Regions from separate parts of the Mus musculus genome. Here region 1 is linked to region 2. A link is a loop called in an ENCODE intact Hi-C map of the cell type or tissue named here. Cell type or tissue: heart. All regions are shown on one strand. Each heading gives the region's core, and the rest is flanking DNA. Links, peaks and the distances in the headings are about the cores only. Region 1 overlaps Kdm6a (lysine (K)-specific demethylase 6A). Region 2 holds the start of Gm39497 (a long non-coding RNA gene).

Region 1 (8,343 bases), core at 86-8,085, 650 kb before region 2:
AAAAAAAGCCTCTGCAAGATGTTACTCCTAGCCATTTTCTAAGAACCCAGGAATGGACCTGGCCAGAGTCCATCCTGCTGGCTAGTATTTAATTAAGGTGTGCTTCAAATTTGGCTCAAAGATTATGGTAGTGGTCCTATTCTGAACTGGTGGGATTAACAACAGGAGTATCCAAATTATATACCAAAGTCTATTAAATGTTTTAAGGAATAGGTTCGCTAAGATAAGCAGAGATCCTGACATTTTCTGAAGCCATATGTAAAACATATGCAGCTACTATACTAACCATCAAAGGTTTAATAAGTTTGAAAAAGCAAAATACCAACCTTCTAGCCCTATTGCTAATTTATGATGAAAATAAAGGTATCTTTCTGTGAAATAAGTAACACAGTAAGAACTGTGCCTTTTTTGACAAGTTATTTTCTCTTTTCTATAATAAAGAATAAAATATGAAGATGAATGTCAAGTGTAAAGTAGCATCAACTATGGCTCCTTTGTACATCCACAAGAAATGAATCAAATTAATATTCATGACACCTGGTCATCAGTTATGCCAATAAAATCAAAATATAAAGGCAAAAGTCAGCAGTTATTCCAATTGAGAATTCATAGCGCATGTTAAGCAATTGTTAGCTTAAGAAAGTATATGAAGATATTTTCAGTTAGGAACCGTACATGCTGAAGCATTTCTACATTCAGAATCACATATAAAAGGACATAAAAGAATCTCAAAAATCAAAATAACAAAAATCACCAACTCAATCCTCCCATGAGCATCTCACTATGTGAAAGACTAGACAACTCTAAAACCCAAGACAATTCAATACAAAACATATACACTATGATCTCAAATATACAGGAAGAAAGTACAACATAATTATGCTCAACAATTATGCTTGTGTTTGTACTGAAATATTATGAAAGATTATGTAGCAAACCTTTTAGCAGCTGCCTTGGGAAACAGTTACCTATATTTTGAGAGATAACTTAGAAAAAGATTTTTTTTAACTAATATCTTTTTTGTAACTTTTCAGTGTTGAACTATGTCCAAATATATGTATTCAAAAAAGTGCATGAAGAAACCTGAATATCAAAGACAGAATAGTGGCTACAAATAGCATGGTAGCAGAAGCCAAGTATAGGTAGATTTGAGATCTAAAATATAGAAGTGACAAGCTCTGGTAATTGTTAGGACTTAATATGTTTTTTGTTTGCTTGTTTTGTTCTTTGTTTGTTTTTTTTGTTTTCGTTGGTTCAAGACAGGGTTTCTCTGTATAGCCCTGGCTGTCCTGGCACTCACTTTGTACACCAGGCTGGCCTGGAACTCAGAAATCCACCTGCCTCTCTGCCTCCCGAGTGCTGGGATCAAAGGTGTGCCACCACCACCCTGCAGGACTTAAGATGTTAAAAGAAGAGGTGCTGATGAATATTCCACGGTTTCTGGGATGACAGGTTTGTGGCGTGTGACAATTACAAAAAAAGTTAAAAGATATGTCCTCAAAACACACGTCAGATAGACAGTCAAGTATACATACAAGTTGGAACCAGGATTAAGACCTATCCCAGAGCTTCCATGTAGAGAAAACATATTTGAAGCAGGGAAAAGTAAACAAAAACTCTAAAATTAAAAATCTTTTCAAGAGCTTTCAAACCTACCTCCACCTCTCTTCTATCTCGTAGATGAATCAAGGTCTTAGTTTAAATTTAATTGTCTTTCCATATAACATCTATCTTGTACTGAGTACCTTCCATGACATGAAAACACTATTTTCCCTCTATAACACAAAACCCTAAAGCCTGGAGGAAATCTACTACCACTCCATTTTACAAATGAAAAATAGTCCCCAAAAGATGCTTGCCTAAGGATCACAGATCTGGTAGATGACAAAGCATATTTCTACCTGAAAATCAACAGATGACTATTTATAAATTAGTACTTAATACCTAGTGCTCCACCACATCAATAACATTCCCATAAAAACCAACTACTACTTATGCCATGTTTCCTGATTCAATAGTTCATTCAATTTCTGTCTTGTACACAGTTTAAACTATCCATAATAAATGTTCGAGAGGTCAAAAATTGTAGCACCATTTGAAAGATCATAACACTAAATATTGTTATTATTGTATTTAAAGTATTATATTCTCAGACTGTTTTCTTCTGAAGATACACTATAGAGAAAAAAAAAGCCAGAAGTAATTGGTTGTCTCCAAAACTGATACAGATCCTCCCAACAATACAACAAATGGTTCACAAATCACTGAAGCAAAAAAATTTTTTAGCTCATATCATATTTGAAAACCAAAATTCTAAAACATTTATTTTAACCACTATATACTGAAAACATAATTTCCCTAAGTATACAAACTATCTGAACAAAACTCAAGCAACTAAGACCCAAGTTCTTAGAAAAATTATTTCTGTCATGTACTACATAATATTCTAACACATAAAATTCTATACCACCACAATATCAAAATACAAATCCACATAAATTCAGCTACTTATCTGGTTTCTACTCATTTTCCAAACAATTTATCCTCAATTTTCATATGGCAAAGACAGGTGGGAGCAGAGGCACAATGCTCTCTGACATTTAAAAAATAATAATAATAATAAAAGAAATCATGTTTAATAAAAGTTTTTTTTTTTAAAAAAGACATTACACACAATGATGCCACTAATTGTGCAGACTTGCCTGAAAATAATAGGATACACATGAAAACAAGACTGGCCATGAAACTCAAAGGTGGGAAGGAGAACATAAGAAAAGTTGAACAGAGCCAGGCGTGGTGGCGCGCGCCTTTAATCCCAGCACTTGGGAGGCAGAGGCAGGTGGATTTCTGAGTTCGAGGCCAGCCTGGTCTACAGAGTGAGTTCCAGGACAGCCAGGGCTATACAGAGAAACCCTGTCTCGAAAAAACCAAAATAAATAAATAAATAAATAAATAATAAATAAATAAATAAAATAGAGAGAGAAAGAAGAAAAGAAAAGTTGAACAGAGAAGAGGCAGGGGGAAATGATGTCATTACAATACGCATGTATAAAATGCTAAAAACAACAAATAAATAAAACATGCTAATGAGGAAAATGGAAAATGACTTAAGTTCAGTGACTATCACAAAGCTACCTAAACTGCAAAATACCACACCTCCTTATGTCTATACTTCATTCACTACCATTTCTCCACCAAAAGACCACCACCAAGTTCAGAAATAGTCCAACTATTTGGACTACTAAAATGTAATAAAATAGGCCGGGCGTGGTGAGCACGCCTTTAATCCCAGCACTTGGGAGGCAGAGGCAGGTGGATTTCTGAGTTTGAGGCCAGCCTGGTCTACAAAGTGAGTTCCAGGACAGCCAGAGCTACAGAGAAAGCCTGTCTCGAAAAAAACAAAACAAAACAAAAAAAAAAGATGTAATAAAATGCAATAAAGAAAAGACCTGGAAAAATGGCTCAGTGATTAAAAGAGCTATCATATGGCTCTTACAGAGAAACCTGTCCAGTTTCCAATGCCCCCATCAGGCAATTCACAACTACCTAAACTCCAGTTCCAGGAGATCTGACACCCTCTTGTGTCTTTCAGGGGCACTGCACTCATGTGCACAAACCTATACAGACACACATGCACATAATTAAAAATAAAAATATGGTACTAGAGATGGTTCAATCATGAATAATACTTGTTGCTCTTAAAGAGAACCCATGTTCAGTTCCTAGCACCCACATGATAGCTCACAACCATATGTCAACCAATGTCTCCTGATCTCCTCAAACACATCTGTGTACACATATATACTCACACACATAAAATAAAAATTTAAACCTAAAAAAAAAAAATCAATAATTTTTTTCATAGTGAGAAGAGCTTAAGTGTTGGCTCAGTGATCAAAAGTATGTGTTACTCTTCCAAAGGACCTAAGTTCAATTTCCAGCACCCACATGGCAGCTCACAACCATCTGTAACTCCAGTCCCAGGGGATTCAATGTCCTATTCTGACCTCTAATAAGACCAGGAACATACATAGTACACAAATGCAGGCAAAGTACTCATCCATAAAGTAAATAAATCTAAGAAATTTTTGTACACGACAGAAAGGAACTCTATAAAGTACAAAGTTATGTTCTGCATTCCAAAATAGTAATTAAACTATTCTGTGAGAAACCTGCTAAAACTGTCAAGGATCTTTAAGCTGGCAGGCAAACTCATTTAAGAACCCATAGAAAAGTATGTATTACTACAAAGATCACAAGGTATAAATCACCCTTTAAAGATCTGAAAAAGCTAAAACTTGATTTTTAGATTATTTTCCTAAACAAAATTAAAAGGCAACTTGTTGCTATCTAAACTGAGAAATAATATCTCCAAGAAAGAATTCCTATCCTTTTTAAACTGACCTTTATCACAAATATTCAGAGTACCTGACACTTTGCTTCTGCCACTGATATTCGAAGGCCAGTTATCCTTATGCTAATCCTATCCCACTTAAGGAGCTTTCAAGTTTAACCAAAATGATACCTACATTACCTTCCTACACTTCCTATTTCCTACACTGACCAGCTGAGCTTGATGTGAATTCAAATATTACTGTCATAACTTACAAACCAATATAGAAAGCTTATGCAATTATATACCAAGATTCAGTATGAATAAATGACTGTCAACTATGCATTCATTAAATAAATGCCATTAATTAAATAGTCTGCAAATAATTACAGGTATGCTGTAAACAGCCCAACCATCACTTCAATTCTTGGACAATGTAGTGGGTAGCTTTTTACCATAAATTAGCTCTCTGGATACCACATTTTAAAGATATTAATAATGCACAGTATTATCAATCATTAACATCAATTTCAAAGAACTCTAAGTATCACCAATGAGTTTCAAAGCAAAACCGAGCAGAAATCCTTTCAAATATGCAGAATATTGGTAATATATAAACAAAACTAAATGTTGCATGATCTAAGTGAGAAAAAAATTAACCCTACGTCCTGCCAACTAATAAAACTTAAGTATGAAACCCCATCATTCTATTCAAGTCACAGAAATTTACCTCTGAACCAGTTTTTAACAACCATGTGAAGAAGAGAGTCAATGTTGCCTTTTGTAAGAGAATCTTCAGAAAACCTATTCCATGAAAAGAAAACCAGAAACTTAAAATTACACAGCATGATGGCTCACTCTGAAGCTGAAGCAGAAAGATCAACTAGCAGCCACCTGGGACTAGAGTAAGACCCTATTCACAACAAACAAACAAAAAAAAGTACCTATTGCTTCAGCTTTATTCTCTGACAGACATATGAACATGATCTGTAATCTCTTACTATAATTTTGTTACAGGGAACATATCAAATTTTTTAGCAAACAACATAGTAACTGCATAAAACTTTCTCCAAGCAATTGTGACTAGATCTAATTTTCAAACACAAGGCATATGTATTGTGTGTCTGTGTGTGTGTGTGTGTGTGTGTGTGTGTGTGAGAGAGAGAGAGAGAGTTAGTTGTTAAAGGGATCAAAACTCAAGTCCTCAGGCTTGGCAACAAAAGCCTTTTCTTGATGAGTCATCGTGCCAGTCCTATTTCTATAGCTACTTTTTCCAACCAAAACACTAAAAGTTCTTTAGCACTGAAAATGGAGATCTTCTTTAAGTCCTTACAAAGAGTACACATTCATTTTCATACATCACGAATAATCCAAATATCGTAACACAAACAAGCCACCTCTAAAAATGACCTAATGATGTCCTTATCTTATTTACACTCTTTTACTTTGCTTCTCTCTATATACTCCTAACTCAAATCCTTACCTAATTAAAAACTATATACCCCAAAAGTTTTCAAATTTGTACTAAATAATCATCATAGTTAATTTCTGCTAAAAAAAGGTTTCACTCAATTATTTCTTAGTAATTCCAATGTAATTAGGAAATAAAAATAATGACTATTAGTCCTGGAGAGATGGCTCGGTGGTTAAGAGAACTGGCTGCTCTTCTAGAGAATTCAGGTTCAATTCTAAGCACCCACGAAGGACAATTCACAACTGGCTGTAACTCCAGTTCTAAGGGATCAGATCAGAAGCTCTTCTGGCCTCCTCAGTCAACACCCAAGTGGTACACAGATATACATGCAGGCAACACACCCATAGACATAAAATAAGTAATAGTAGTAGTAATAATAATAATAATAAATTATGGGTTATCATTAAAGAGAAAACTGTTAAAGACCATGCTATATTACAAAAATTCTAAAGCAAGCTTTAGTTCCTTTACAGCCTTATTTAAGGTATTACTACAAAATACTGTATTACTATTATCTTGAAATTCAAAACACTATACTATATATCAAATGATAATTCTACAAGCAACCCTTTCAATAACTCTTACATAATCGAGCCTTACAAAAGTATGCAGAGTCCAGAAAAAAAAATCATCTGCACATGTTAAAGGACAAATAAAAAATACCTATGGAATGGTTTTAGTTTTCTAAAATGTTAGACTTGTTTATAAATGTGCACTTAAAAACCTTAAAGACGACTGGCAGTGGTGGAGCATGGCTTTAAACCCAGCACTTGGGAGGCAGAGGCAGGCAGATTTCTGAGTTCGAGGCCAGCCTGGTCTACAAAGTGAGTTCCAGGACAGCCAGGGCTATACAGAAAAATCCTGTCTCAAAAAACCAAAAAAAAAAAAAAAAAAAAAAAGAATTCTAGAAAATGTTCTATTCTGTGTTCAGTAAAACTGCCTGAACAAATCCACCACCCTATAGAGAAAAGCCAATACTTTTTATTAAAAAGAGTTACATAGGAAATAATTCTGAAAGCAACATAACAATCTACTTCCCAAACCTCACATTCAAACATACTGATTCTCAGGACAGTTAGAGGATGGATAAAACTTAATAATTTAACACTCATTCTAGTCCGAATTCAATTCAAATAGAAAATGTGAGGTGTTATTTTATCAAGCATAAATTTATATTACACATTTTACTGAAATGTTCATGCTAATAAGGACACAATCAAGATCCACGTAGGTGTACAAAGTACATAATATGGAATGTTTTAGCATTAAAGCTGTTGAGCCCTGATCTAAGTAGCTAGACCCTAAGAAGCCAGAATCAATGAAGATTTTTTTTTAATCAATATACCACCTGAGATTTATAAAGTCATAATTCTTCCCCCAAACAAAATGAAGCTTCACATATTTTTTCATGCTTAACATGTGACTGTATTCAAATACCAGAAAAATAAAATAACACACATTTAGAAAATTTTGAAAATGCTCAATTTTTAAAATGTGAACTCAGTTCATATTAACTGTAGGTTTTACTATTTATGATATAATATCCCACGTTAAGGACAACCATGTGTGATTCTGATAACAAGCATTCTAAGATATGAAAGTAAGAACTAGCACTTTACACATGCACTTAAAACACATTCCACTTATTTCTTCATCACTGTAACCAAAAGGAATAAATTTAGCCTAAATTTCCAAATGAATTATCGCTGAAAGCAACTCTATTAACTCAATTTAAACTAGCAATGTTTACTCCAAAATAAAATGGCCCTTAAATTTAAACACTATATACAGGTGTGTGTACACACACACACACACACACACACATCTTTGGAATGACAACTTTACATTAATCTAATCTTTGTACATAAAATACTTCAAATAGGTTGAGGAAAATCTTGAAAAGAGGGGGCTAACAACTATTTATATTTATATAATTCCAGAGCTAGTTACTGAACATTTTTCCAGCGCTAATTTTAATGAAAGAAAATTAATACCGTCACTGTCAAAGTTCAATTCAAATTTCCTTACCATTCAAAGAAAATGGACCTACCGAAAAAGATTATGACTGTTTTGCCTTATAGTCATTGTCTGCAATCACAAGTTCTTATATTTTGATACTTTAAAATAAAAACGTAATTATGATCACAGATAAAAACAATTAAGGCAGCCAAACCAAAATACATTCAAAAAGTAAGGAGCAAAATAATCAACTTTTTTTAAAGCCGTTAAGCTTTAGTCGCCTTTCTTAAACTTCCCAATTGCAACAATAGAGCTAACAAAGTATCAAATCAAACCTAAAGATTTCCGGCAAAGAAGAAAAGGTCTAATGAATGCAACATCTACCATAGACACTCCAAGTTTGAGAGTCCCAGCTAACAAAAAAACCTCCTCCTACCATTCCAATCACACTTTGGTCAGGAAATATAAACTGAAGTAGACAGACTGAGACTCCAGCCTTTGTTCAATAGCTTACCATGGGTAACTAAATGTGCTACAGGTTGATAAGCATTTACCAGGCGTATGCACGCTATTTCAA
Region 2 (8,343 bases), core at 252-8,251:
GACTGCAACCAGCCATATATTGTTTCTTTCTTTCCCGATGCCACCTGAGCTGTGGTCAAGCAGGTGTGTGTATGATGATTTAAAGTGAGTAGGCTGCTTTCTCACCACCACCTTTTGTTGGCATTTTGTCTAGGCTCTGCCCCACAGTTACCTGACAACAGCCAGGTGTGCCTGACTCACTATAAAAGGGTCTGCTTGCCCACTTCCTCTCTCTCTCTGGCTCTCTTGTCCTTGCTCTGTCCTCTGTCCCCTTCCTCCTGTTCTCCCTTCCCTCAATCTCCTGCTCCCTCTCTCTCTAGTGCTCATGGCTGGCCTCTACTCGTCTTCTCTCTCTCTCTCTCTCTTTCTCTCTCTCTCCCTTTCTCTGTCTCTACTCCCTTATTAACCCCCATCTCCATGCCTAGAATAAACTCTATTCTATACTATACCATCCTGTGGCTGGTTCCTCGGTGGAAGGGATGCCTCAGCATGGGCCTGTGAAGGCACCCCCTTCCCCCATACCTGACTGCACATCCACCAGACATATTCCTTCACACAACACCTTTGCCATCAGGTTTCTTTTGGCATGTTAAACAGGCATCTCAGCCGCTTGCCCCAGGTCTGAAACCCAACAAAGCTTTAATCTCTTTTATTTCCTTCTGTCTCTTTATGCTGTCTCAGTCCATTAGTTTTGAGCACCTCTGGCCTTTTTCTCCTCTTTTTTTCCTAGAATGAATATTATGTCAACACCCCAAAGATGAACTTTTGGACAGTAGTACCCTTTATCTGTTCCTCTTCAACATGTGTTCATAGTCAATAAATTTCTAATTTTCACTGTTACCCATCTTGTAATTGGCATGTTGGGATTCTTGGCTGAGCCTGTCCTGTTAAAGCTGTGGGAGGCAGAGAGGGCTCTTGTTCTAAAACTACCTTTAAGTTAACAGAATAAAGGGGGGAGCCCATATTACACTGAGTGATACAGAAAAAGAAAACATTTAATAAAATGCAACAATTATAATGTAATTAAAAACTGGAATCAACAAACGCAGAATAAAGGCTATATTCCCTTCTGATGGAGGGTTTGTACGATGATGAAATTCTGAGTATGTTTGGGATGAGGCCAGAAAGTCTATTTTAACAGTTCTATTCAACACTGCATGAGAGGCTCTAGTCAGTCTATTATTAGACTTTAGTTTTTCCAATCTGATAGGTGAAAAATTGTTTTAGTGTAACTTTAATTTGCATCTTTTTCATTACCAACAGCTTGAGCATCTTTTATATGCTCAGGGACTGTTTGCATTTCTTTTTCTTGAAATGTGTGTTAATTTCTCTTTTCCATTTTCTATGGAGTAGATGGCCTTTTCTACCTTTAAACAAATACTTAAAGGAATTAAACCTTTATCTGGGATGCAAATTATAATTGCCTTTTCCCAGTTTGCCACTTTGTTATTTTCCTTGGTGTTTCTAGGATTTATTTGGTAGCATGTATTGTTTCTTTTCAACTTTATAATCAAATTTAGCAAAATTTTTCTCTTTGTTTCTGATTTTTGAGTTCTAATGAGGAAGGCTTTTTGTAAATGACAATAGAAGAATTCATTTATGATTTTCTAGAATTTCTTAAATTTCCCATTTGGAATATGTGAGGTCCCATTTTGTCTTTTTCTGTATGGCTAACAAGTCACTACTGTTTATTTACAAGACCTTCTTTTCTCCACTATATCAGGATCCCACTTTTATCATGCCCAATTTCCGTAAGTAAGAAGGCCTATTACTGGATATTCTGGTCATTATTGATTTTTTGAAAAATCTTTTATATTTTAAAAATGGAGTTCTCATTTCAGGGTGATGCAGAATGAAAAATGGACACATTAAAGAAGCCAAAATAGCCACTCAGTCAAGGAACAGGGAAAAGTTTATTTCAAACTGCCAAGGCTGTCTCCCAGGAAAGCAGGGAGAAGCCACAAAGGAAAAAATTTCAGAGTTATATGGGACCATGAGACAGGGAGCACCTAAGCTGGGGTGGGGCCCATGAGCCTAGTGGGGTTTGTGAGCAGGAACTGAGGGAACCTAGAGGCTTGCATTGACCTTCACAGGCTAATAGGCACCACAATCATCTGTTAGTGGAAGCGCTATGCTTCTTTTGTTAGAGATACTGAGACTAACTACCCCTTCCCCCCACTCTTTTTTCAAGTATGAACTTTCTTCAAGCCCCAGAGGGAATGCTGGCTTTTGTCTAAATGTCAGCCTTTGGGTAAAGGAATTTCTTGCGGGGGGGGTGGGGGGGGTGGGGAGAGGGACCAGACAAAGCCTCATAAAGAACCACAGAAGGTAGTTGTGGTTGGAGAGCTGCAAGTGTAGAAAGAGGCATTAAGATTAACATATCAAAGAAAACAGTAGCTGGGGAAGACTGGAAATCCCCCAGCCATGCTTGGTGTAGCAAAACAGCCTGTTTGAGAAAATCCCACGCTTTAGAAATGTGGGGAAAGGTGGATGCTATGTAAGTGATCTATAAAGAGTCAACACTAGTGGCCCACAACTTTTGAGCCTCAGACCTTTTCCAGCTCTCTGTCTTATTTCCATTCTTTGGAGTACCTTTTGTTACCAGAAATTAGGGTCCTCTCTCAGAGGTTAGTCTGGTTAGAAAAAAATTAAGAATGGGCTCAGAAGTTGGAAGACAATTGTATTTAGGTAAAACAACAGGGCAGGCAAGTTGTGAGGCTGTGAGTTGGGGTCTTTAGGATCCCCTACACAGGTTCTATTAATTTTATAGAGCTGCTCTGAACAAGATGCATATGAACAGGGAGCAAGGTATGGGGCCAAGGATGCATAGCCCTCCAAAACCTCCACTATTCAGAACCTTCTCAAAACCCCATTATTGTTTGCTTGTTTTTAATGGATGTGCCACTGTATAGGCATGATTAATTATAATACTGGCTATCAGAAATCAACTGAGTATTCAGCTTCTCTTCCCTCCCTGGAGACAAAGGCTAAAAGTCCCAAGCTTCTAGCATTTTTCATCTTTTTTCATGCTATAAGCATACAAATGATATTTCATCACTGTAAATTTAAAGGATTTTTAGAAAGTGTACACTAGGAAACAGAAAGAAGGAAATTGAATATATATTGTTCAATATCACACTTCTTTCTCCAGCCTTTGATGACTTCTATTCTGTTTTCTGCTTGAATGGATTTGTCTATTCCAGGTTATCTCATAGAAATAGAACCATATATTTGTCATTTTGTATTTGGATGATTTCATTGAGCATAATGTTTTCATTCAAGGTTCATCCAGTCACAGTTTCTATCAAACTTTCATTTCCTTTTATTGCATAACAGTGTCCCTTTTGGCTTGCAGGTGATTGAGCTGGACTGGGCTCCTTCCAGGGACCTAGCAACAGGGACATAACAGCTTACATCATCACCTGCAATACTGCCAGATGCAGATGGCCTGGCAGCATAAAGGGACTGCTTGCTACCCCAGTTCCCCTCTCTACTTTCTTTCTCACTCTCTTTCACTTTCTCTCTCTCTAACTCTCTCTCTCTCTCTCACTCTCACTCTCACTTTCTCTCTTTCTCTCTCTGTGTCCAAGTGTCCCTGGATGGCCTTTCTCTCTCTGTCCTTCTCTATCCCTACCTTCTGTGCCTTCGTGGCTCTGTATGGCTCTACTAACTTTCCTGATCCCCACTCCCCTCCCTTCCTCCAAATAAACCTCCTTTAATACCAGGTCTGTCGCATGACATGATTTCTCGGGGGGGGGGGGGGGTTACCTTAGCACAGGCCCACCAAGTACCACCTTAACCCTGCTGCCACTGCATATTTCATAACAATTCCCTATACAATTGTTTTGTAATTCTTTTGAGAGAGAGAGAGAGAGAGAAGAATGTGTGTGTGTGCCCTAGTATGATGGATTCGCATGCAGGTCAGAGGGCAACTTGTGAGAATCACTTCTCCCCTACCACTCTATGGGTCCTGGGGATCAAACTCAGGTCATCAGGCTTGACAGAAAGCTGCACGATCTCACAGGTCCATATTTAGTATGCTTTTATTTGATTGAATAAGTGTTCTATTTATCTCAATCCTTAACTGAGGTTTTTTCGCTTTATTAAGCATGATTAAACATTGTTGATTCTTGACATGTGCCTTGACCTGTTTAGCGTTTTGATGTAAAATAGAAACAAAGAAAAGGAAAGGTTAAAGACAAGTGGCATCCATGAAACAGAGATTTCTCAAATTAGGGATTTTCAAATATTTGTAATGTGTCAGAGAATTCAGAATTGAAACAGAACATTCTGGTTTTTTGTAAGTCTAAGCAAATTTGTTCATTGTAAAGCAGCACAGATGTAGGGAGATGATTTGAATTACTGGTCACAACTTATTAAAATATTCATATCATAAAACAAAAGGTATAAAGCAGGGTTTGAAACTAGAAAGATATAAATAATGTAAGCATTAGGGAGCATTGGGAATTAGCATGAATCCCTTGGACTTCTATATCACTAGAAATGCTTTTGATTTGTTTAGGAAATAGTTAAATGAAATTGCTAAAGATGCAGAACAGTGAAATATTTCTCTCTATTTTATTTTGCTGTGATGGTTTGTCAAACTGATTTATGATGGCTTTGTGTTATAGGTAAGTAGCAGATACACTAAATTTAGAGGACTTAGTAAACACCAAAAAATGTTATGAGGTAGCACAAGACACATGTAAACCATTTTGCACTTCCTCTGTCCTTCATTGTAAGACTAGCTAGAAAGGCAGGCAAACTTACAGGAACCTGGAAAGGGGAAGAAGCCCTTTAACCCATTACTGGCTTCACATTTCTCATTGGCTGAGATACAAGAACTTCCACACAACTGAAGAACAATATCAGGGAAAACTGCCCATAAAGATAAGACACTTTCTAAAATACATCTCAAATTCAGTTATTTAAAACAATTGGACCATGTTTGATTAAGAGCAAAGTGCATGTGACTTTTGAGTTTGACTTCATCAGCATGCTTACGATATACTTTATAAACCATTTTATAGTTTCATTGACAAAAGGAAATTAAGATAATATAAACAAGTCTTCAAATTCATATGCTTTATTTAGTTTTTAAACTCTAAGTTTTAAAATTTGCTTAACCTTTAACTCTGGTTATAAATTACAACCTTTGAGGAATGTAACTTTAAAAAGGACAAAAACATATACAAAGAGGTACTAATATACATAGTTTCTATACTGTAGTTTTTCTTATCACTGCCTAAATAGATGGCCAAACAACTTCAGACAACAAAGGTTTATTTTGAGAGGGTGGGTGTAATCCATTTTGGTGGGAAAGATATGGAGGCAGAAGCATGCATAGCAGCTTGTTAAATACACCAACAAGGAAGCAGAAAAAGAGTATTGAAGTCAGCTCCAGAGCCATACTGTTTTTCACCCAGGCCATAAACCCAAAAGGTTCAACAACCTCTCTCATTATTGCCAACAGCTGAAGACTGAATGATCAAACACATGAGGTTGTGAGTGACACTTAATGTTCAAACCACAACATTCTGTCCGACTTCCATAACTTCTCGTCCATCCCATAATTCAAAATGTATTCAGTCTATCTTAAAAAGTCCCCACATTCTTAACAGCATCCACATTGCTAAAAAGTGTAGAATCTTAAATATCTTCTGAGACTTAAGAACATCTTTCATCTGTAAACCCCTGAAAAAGTAGAAAAACATAACAAGTTATATACATTGGAACAGAGTTAAAATTCTTATTCCAAAAGGGAGAATTCTTATTCCAAAAGGGAGAAGTGGGGACTTAGTAAAGAAAGAAAACATTAAATCAAGACTGAAACCTTACACCAAAGCCTATAGCTCTATATCCAACATCAAGGACTCATAGAATCATTCAAAGTCAACAGGCACGGAACACACACGTCTTCTTTCTTTTGACAGCTTGTCTTTCCTCGGCAGATGTTCCACATTCCTGGCATGTCCAACACGCCTGGAGTTTTCATGGCGAGTTAGGCTTTTTACATCACACACTGCATAGCTCCATGACCCTAACATACATTGTCTGGTCTCAGTGGCTTTCTGGAACTTTGATGCAAGCCTCCATGGCCTCATACTACATGTATTTGCATGACTGTAATATTAGTACCACTTAAGTAACACCAAGTTCTTCTGCCAGCTTCAGATAGAGCCTCTTTGGACCACATTTACTTTGAAGTTGAATCTTAGAAATTACTTTCCAAGGTGGCTCTTCATTTCACCTCTGCCACCTAGGCCCCATGTCCAAAAGGCTGTTTGCCCCCCTCTGTCGCTTCTGTCTCCGACCAGCAGAAAAAAGCAACAACACAGTGTTCTTCTCAAAGCAGTTTATTCAGGAACCTTTCAACATGCAAGCAGGAATCTCTCTCTAGCCCCCAATCACAATCTCTTATATAACCCCTCAACCACGCCCCATCAGCTCAGTCCGCATAGTCTCAGTTCATTGGCCTTTGTCAAATGGCCTGATCTTGCTTCATGGTGCGCCAGCGCAGCTCTCATGATGGATGTGGCTTATTTTCGGGTGTATGAGGAAGTCAGGTGCAAGTCATAAGACTTGGCTGCAGTCCCGGGTGCCATCTTGGGACTACCGCCACACCCGCTCCCCACACCCCTCATCTCTCTCTTACTCTCCTATTCTCTTGCTCTCTTACCCTCTCTGTCCCTTCTCTCCCCATTCCCCTCCCTCATCTCTTTTCACATGTTCCTGGCCAGTCTCTCCTCCTCCCTCTCTTTGCCTTTCTCTATCTTTATGCCATCCTCAGCTCCCCTTCTCATGTCCTAAATAAAGTCTATTCTGCACTATATGTACTGTATAACTGGTCCCTCAGGGGGATGCCTCAGCATGGGCCCACAGAGATACCCCCTTCCACCTCACCAAACCGTGCCTCTATCAAACATATCCTGGCTCTTTCTTTCCTTTCTATAAAACACAACACTCTAATATACAATTCTCTACCCCCTCATTAGTGTCATTTGCAAACATTTTAATTTAGGATCTTATGGAAATATTCCACATAACTTCAGGAAAATGACACTTGAGTCGCAAGCTTTCTGGAGGGTTGTAAAAGTGTTAGAAGAAGGGAAGATATAAGACTGTACAAAGAGAGTACATGGATACTATGGATATTTATTGTCATTTATCATGGCTAAGAATCTAGAAGCAGAATCGCTAGGTTATGTTCATAATTTTACCTCCAAGAGCAGCTGTCAATATGCTTTCCAACATGACTCGGCCACACTTTGTCCCTGTGAGCAGGACATGGCAGTTCCATTTGTGTTGCAAAATAGCCAACTTGAGTGATCAGATGTACATTTTAGACACTCTATAGAAGTACAGTAGAATTACATTGTAAATTTTAACTCTCATTTCTATGATGACAAATGCTTTTGAGCATGTTCCTTTACACATTTGCAAGACACTAAACTCAAAATGTAGTCATGGAGTTATCTGTAAAATTCTCAGAATGACAATGATAGCACCATCACTATTTCATGTTAGTATAAATGTCTGAAATTTCTACTGCCTATAGAATGGGTAGTATACACACAGTTTCTAACATTCAATAGTTTCAGTAAACACTGGCCCAACTATGTCCTAATGAAATGCTTCAAAGAAACAGTCACCATAATTAAGGGTCAGAAATGTTTCCCAGGAGGTGATGTATGTAATTTAACTGGAATATTTGATGGTGAACCTCCTAGGGGGAAAATAGTTTCTAATGGTTATTTTTAATTAATAAAGTGTCAAGATAATGATAGAATCTCTGAAATTGGAAAACAGAAAAAGATTACTGTGCAAAGCAGCTCTGTATAAATACAGGGCACGATCTCTCCAGGACTTAGCTTCATCAGCTACAAAACAGGACAATTAATGACTCTGAATCCTCTTTTAACTCTGGCTCGTGTTCAGTATTTTGAATTGCTCTGTGACTACTAGGTGGCTTTTTTTTTCATGTGATTAGATTAATTAGATGTAATAGTACAATTTTGGAGGAAAAAGAATATCCCTGTCAGGACTGACAAGTTCTCTTCCTGCAGTTTTTTTCTCTAAGATAATTAAGTGAATTGAACCTCTTGATGTCCTAGCTGTGAGAGTTAAATATGCATGAATTCTTCCTTTCCCATAATTTTATTGTGAACATTTTTAAATACACAGGAACATTGAAATAATGTTGCAATGAATACTCAAAAGCCCAGACACCTGGATTGTGCAATTAACCTTTTGCTCTATTTAATTTGTTAAATATATACCATCCATATGTTTAAAGTAAATTTTAAAAAAAAGCATATTCAAACTAAACGACTAACCTCAGTACACATCTCTCTGCTCCTTGCA

Evidence for each region. A loop is a pair of places that touch in the nucleus more often than their neighbours do. Peaks named below come from ENCODE experiments on the same cell type or tissue, not always from the same donor. Only the 100,000 strongest peaks of a DNase experiment are listed, where the experiment ranks them.
Region 1: a loop joins it to region 2, with 4 times the contacts of the local background. A loop is called at or near these places in 2 of 42 quality-filtered maps.

The regions. Positions count from the first base shown.
Region 1 is chrX:18,164,378-18,172,720 of GRCm38, reverse strand. All of the region lies in intron 2 of Kdm6a (lysine (K)-specific demethylase 6A), which reads right to left. Among named protein-coding and RNA genes, the nearest start is that of Kdm6a, 6.0 kb to the right of the region's middle. In heart, for the core only: a CTCF peak has its summit at 3,599 (motif pointing left); no DNase peak of the experiment used is centred there; H3K4me3 peaks cover 622 bases; H3K27ac peaks cover 54 bases.
Region 2 is chrX:17,515,327-17,523,669 of GRCm38, reverse strand. Gm39497 (a long non-coding RNA gene) reads left to right here and starts at 6,680. Exons shown (of 3, transcript XR_878072.1): 1 at 6,680-8,343. It also overlaps a transcript of Fundc1 not described here. In heart, for the core only: no CTCF peak of the experiment used is centred there; a DNase peak (open chromatin) is centred at 3,409.